Regions from separate parts of the Homo sapiens genome. Here region 1 is linked to region 2. A link is a contact called in ENCODE Hi-C or POLR2A ChIA-PET data. All regions are on one chromosome and are shown on one strand. Each heading gives the region's core, a stretch centred on a gene start or an enhancer-like site at or near the end of the contact. The rest is flanking DNA. Distances are from core to core; before and after follow the strand shown. Region 1 has its middle 110 kb from the start of LIMCH1. Region 2 has its middle 130 kb from the start of UCHL1.

Evidence for each region. Hi-C counts contacts between places; a loop is a spot of excess contacts on that map. ChIA-PET counts read pairs that join two places held with the same protein, here RNA polymerase II (POLR2A). Pooled maps may share reads with other maps.
Region 1: a map of endothelial cell of umbilical vein shows a loop between it and region 2 (5-fold over the local background). The contact joins two enhancer-like sites. A Hi-C loop is called at or near these places in 6 of 168 maps with a recorded cell type or tissue (Right ventricle myocardium inferior, aorta, endothelial cell of umbilical vein and 3 more) and 8 of 50 pooled maps. POLR2A ChIA-PET finds 5 or more read pairs at or near these places in 4 of 52 experiments (HEK293T, PC-9, Panc1 and 1 more).

Annotation. Positions count from the first base shown.
Region 1 is chr4:41,426,201-41,428,900 of GRCh38, reverse strand. It overlaps a transcript of LIMCH1 not described here. Among named protein-coding and RNA genes, the nearest start is that of LIMCH1, 110 kb to the left of the region's middle. Within about 2 kb of position 1,376, at least 6 of the 41 ENCODE cell types and tissues checked have a DNase peak (open chromatin) inside an H3K27ac peak, as active enhancers do; they include endothelial cell of umbilical vein, where a contact is called at or near this core.
Region 2 is chr4:41,383,706-41,386,451 of GRCh38, reverse strand. It overlaps a transcript of LIMCH1 not described here. Among named protein-coding and RNA genes, the nearest start is that of UCHL1, 130 kb to the right of the region's middle. Within about 2 kb of position 1,316, at least 4 of the 41 ENCODE cell types and tissues checked have a DNase peak (open chromatin) inside an H3K27ac peak, as active enhancers do; they include endothelial cell of umbilical vein, where a contact is called at or near this core.

The DNA of each region.
Region 1 (2,700 bases), core at 127-2,626, 42 kb before region 2:
GACTTCAGGCAGCAGTGAGCGACTGTCTTCACACAGCAACTCAACCCCATGCCTCTCAGCCCTGGCTTTGCCATTAGCGATGCTCTCTCTTCTCACTCACTGCCAGGAAATGACTTAGATACCAAGTGTCAGCTCTTTCATCTTTCCTCAATCCAACCTGAAATCTCAGTCTGGCTTCTGCTCACAGCACTCCACTAAAAATGGAAACCAGTCTGTGCATTTCTGGGGCTGGGACACATAACAGAATATCGAGCCAGCCAAGTGTCACCTTTTACCGATAGGGAGATAAATTGGCTTGCTTAAAGCCACATTCTGAATAGTTAGAAGTTACTTAAGAACTCCAAATGGCCAAATGCATAGTCTATCATTTAATCCCCAATTTACTTGCTTTCTCTGCCACTCCCTATCAGCTCTTCTCATTTGAAATTGCCCCCTCCCTTCAAGGGCTTAACACTAATCTCTTCTGACATTATCTCATCTCTATTTCCTTTTCATGTGTTTTAAAAACACTTGCACAGCACTTATTATGTAGTGCTTTAGAGATATTAACTTATTTAATCATGATAGCACGGAGGAGGTACTACTATTATTACCATTATACAGATGAGGGACAGTGAGGTTAAGTGATATAACCAAGGTCCACAGCTAGTAAGAGGCAGATGATTTGAAACCAAACCAACTGGCCTCAGAGTTCATGTTCTTTACCACGACCTCATACTGTCTCTAGCTAATGCTGCATCCCTCTCTCTCTCCAAAAGATGAGAAAGTCGACACCCCTCCTTTGAACAGATCATCTTTGAGGATTTCAATTTCAGAGCAATCTGTTAAGCTGTTAAGACCACCCAAGGAAAACTGCTTATTATTCTCCAGCACACATTTCAGAGAATTTTTTTTTTATTGCTGAATACACAGAGGTAAAAAGGAACCAGTAAATTCTTCTTCTTTTTTTTTTTTTTTCCAAATAGATGCACCATTTTGTAGGTAAACAAGGTGAGGAAATAGAACTAAGCTCTAAGGACTAGACAATGTGGTATGAGTTAAAGCAAAACTTTAGCTGAATCCGTCAGGAATGATTGATTGAATTTAACTAGGGAACTCATGTGTTTGTACAATCTAAAGAAGGAAGACGTCCTGTTTTGGTAAGATAACCTTAAGTCTGGCTTCTGTTTTATTTTTGTTATGTATTTTTGTAATTTGGGGTTTGAATAAGCAAGAGTGCAAAGGTCTCCTGGCAAAAGCTCCTTTGTTAAAATCCAGAAAAACAAACAATCAACATTGATGTTTTGGAACAGGCCACAGCTGTCCGGCTTTCAAACATGTTACCTTCCACTTCTTTAAGGAAATGAACACACAAAGGCTTTCAGAACTGTCTGGCCCAGCGGAGGTCACTGCTCGGAACCAAGTGATTTCTTGCCTAAGACAGGGAGAGGGCAGTAGGATAGGAGGGAGGAAATGGCCCCGAAGACTGTACATACAAAAGTGCCCATTCTTTTGACCCTCAGGCCGAAGGAAAACAAAAATCCATCATTTGTGAGCTTGGCAAAGGAAGCTTTACTTTGAAGATAAATTTTATGGGGTACTTAAAACACATGATATGGCCTTCCTTGGAGTCAGAAGAAGTGAGTAGTTCACTGCAGGCAGGCCCTATGCAGTTCAGAGTGGAGAGAGGGAAGGGGTGGGAAGGACAATGAAAGTAACTCAAAGAAATTAAAAGATCTCAAGCCATCAAAACATCCTCTCCAAATTTTGCAAGAAATGTTTATATGTAAAATAACTTAAGTCCTGCCACTTTCTCTGACCACCAAATAGAATCAGGAGGTGCCAATGATCAATCATTCTTTGATTGACCCAACATGAATTGTATGTCTCTTTCTGTGCCCAGGAATTGTGTGAGGCACTGGAGGTAGAGACTAATAATGCCACCTCTCCATCCATGGCCTCAAAGAGTTATGAGTTAACTGGAATTTCACTGAATACATCAAACATATATTATTTTCATATACCAAGTAGAAATGAGTATGTTTTTTACTTAGTATCTTACTTGTAATGGTTATTTTAGGTGAAAGGAAAACCCACGTCAACTGTAAACATGAGAGCCTAGATTTTTCCACTAATTTCAGCAAGGCTGAAGAAGTTTGTTTACAAAGACCTGTCAAACACACTCGGGAATGGGTGGCTCTTTTGAGCAATAATGTTTCCGTGCCAACTCTTAAGTTTAAAAGGGAGAGTCCCTGGTAGGAAATGACAATGCTGTGTGGAAACAACAGCAGTATATATTGGACTCTTTACACCCAGAGGACAATCATTTCCAAATCTATCTTCAAATATGAAAGGCAGTAATATGTAGAGAACCTTCAAAGGACTGAGTTATCTGAATTACTCTAAGCATATAATATTTCTAAAGTAAAATTGCCAGGATAAAGTCATGATTCCTAAATTTAACTAAAGTCTCCTGTGAAATGTCTATACTGTTACAAACATCTATTACTATCATAAAGAAAGATGTAGAAAAACACTTCTCATATACAGACCATGAAAAGAACTAAGAATCACCTGGAATCTTACAAGAATCTTTTCACGGGCCGGGCGCAGTGGCTCACGCCTGTAATCCCAGCACTTTGGGAGGCCGAGGCGGGCGGATCACGAGGTCAGGAGATCGAGACCATCCCGGCTAAAACGGTGAAACCCCGTCTCTACTAA
Region 2 (2,746 bases), core at 67-2,566:
ACATATTAACTCATGTATTCCTGAAAACAACCCTATAAGATAGCTGTTATAACCATAACCATTTCATAGATAAGAAAACTGATGTTTGGAGAGGTTAAGTAACTTTCCCAAGCTACTTCCAGCCTTGTCAGTCAGGATCTATGCCTGAGCACTTCATCCCTCCTCTAAGGAATACTGATGTTCCTGTAGGTCCTCTGGTGCTTCCCCAAGAAGGGTAACAGAAGCCCTGGAATAGCAACCATTTACAGGTCAGACACTGAGTTCTACACGACCAGTTTGGTGCTACTACTGGATGCCATGTTGACAACTGATCTGCCCACCAGTCTCTCTACAAAAATGGTACATGGCTTGATTCTACTTTTTACTATTAATCAATGTATCAATTCATTGACTATGTATTATTTCTTTTTTGACACTCTGCTAGAATCATTCTAATCAAACTCACCCTAGTAGCACTCCTTCAGTGTTGAAGTGTCAAAAGTGGTGTGATGACACCTTAAGAACCTTCCCCCACCAACCCCTGCAGCTATCCATTCATCCTTAGCCTTGACACTTACAGTTGGCTCCAAAAAGTTGCATTACAAAGAAAAATTCAACAGGCTCTTTGGCAGATCTGTTTTAGTAGTGTCAATATATACGCCACCTTTTTATAGCTCTTCCTTATGAGAAAAAACAAATGGGGTCCTAAATAACACAGAGTCACCCAGGGCATCAAACCCATTCTTTTATGAGCTCACTTCCTGGAAGCCAGAGACACAATCTGCACTGCTCTTTTTTATACCTCTTACTCAGATTTAGAATTTTCCTTTCAGAAAAACAAAATAAGGGCATTCTACTGAGTTGCCATGGTGATTTTTTTGCTTTCCTTTCTGGAACATTTTTAATATGCAGAATAAAATGTATCATAACTCTCTGACAAAACTGAACACCCATAGGATAAGTTTGATATCCCTCCAAAAATCACCATGCACAAAATTACATTTTTAATAAGCCCATTGCCACAGAAATTTAAGGAAACCCATGATGATGATTTCTGTATCACTCAAAACATTAGAAAAAAAATCTAAATTATCAATTTAATGCATATAAAATGCTCAGAAAACAAATACTCTCAATCCAAAATGGCTTTAAAAAGAGGAGGCTCACTTGCTCACATTAATTTCTAAGCAAAGAAGTTAAAACTGAAACACAGTGGAATAGAAACAGATGTTCAATCCATAGATGCAGATAAGAATTCCTCACTTGCCTGCTTATCACTAACAGATGAAGGAAGTGCATTCATTAAGGAAGCAAAAGCTGGCCCAAGTGGCACAGCGCCAGGTCACAATATCCACTGGTTCAGAGTACAACTGAATGTTCCCAACTTCAAGAGGACAAAGAGAAGTTAAATACACTGAAAAATTAAATATACAATTTTTAAATGCCATAACAGAGGTAGAACTACTCCAACTTCCTCAGGCAAAGAGGATGTGTTCCCCTTCCTATCAGTTCTACTTCACTTATATCCCAAAATGATGCTGTTCAGACTTTTTTCTTAAATTCCTAGATTTCCTCTTTTTTTCAAGTTCTATCATATTGTCAAGCATACAAAGTTGAGGGGAAACCCTACTTCTGATCAACACCAAGTAATACTTGGTAGTATTTGGAGTGGACTTTGAAGACAACGCTGTACTTACAGAATAATCAGAAAAAGAGCATCAAACTTAATATATCTACAACCGCACTTAGCATCTTCTCCCTTGCATATTTAAAACACAAAATCAAGCTCAGCCCTTTCTTCTGGCTTTGCTTCAAATCTCAGCAAATGCCACTGCCATGTGCCCAACCAGTCAGGCTAAAAATGTTGCATCAACTTAATCCTTACTCTCCCAATACCCACACTTTCACTTATTCAAAGTTTATTGACTGCTGAGGATTCTGTGATGACCAAGAAAGCACGATGTAGGCCGGGCGCGGTGGCTCACGCCTGTAATCCCAGCACTTTGGGAGGCCGAGGCGGGTGGATCACCAGGTCAGGAGATCGAGACCATCCTGGCTAATACGGTGAAACCCCGTCTCTACTAAAAATAAAAAAAAAAAAATAGCCCGGCGTGGTGGCAGGCACCTGTAGTCCCAGTTACTAGGGAGGCTGAGGCAGGAGAATGGCGTCAACCCAGGAGACGGAGCTTGTAGTGAGCCGAGATCGCACCACTGCACTCCAGCCTGGGTGACAGAGCAAGACTCCGTCTCAAAAAAAAAAAAGAAAGCAGGATGTAATGTGAAGGACCCCTCACTGTCTAATCCCTCTCACCTCCCACTCACTGCTCAGCCCCCTGCAGTCTGGCTTCTGCCCCACCATTCTACTGAAATGCTCCAGCCTAGATCTCTAACAACCTTTTTAGCCATATTCAGCAGTCACTTTTCAGTTCATTATTTGCCTTCCTGGCAGCATTTGACAATTGTGTTCCTCCCTTCCTTCTTGAAAATTCCTCTTGCCTTAGCTGCTGATACTATTAGTTGTCTTCAACATTTAACAACTAGGAGTTCTCCCACTTAATTGTCCACGTTTCTCACTTCCCTATCTCAGTTTCTCTGCAGGTTCCTCTTTCTATTCATCCCTTAAATGTCATTCTTCACAGTGTTCACAGAGAGAGCCCTACAGCTCTCAACCCTGGTCACACACCAGAATCACCTATGGAGCCTTAAATATATACATACACATACATATAGACATATATATAGATAGATCTATAGATATAGATATATA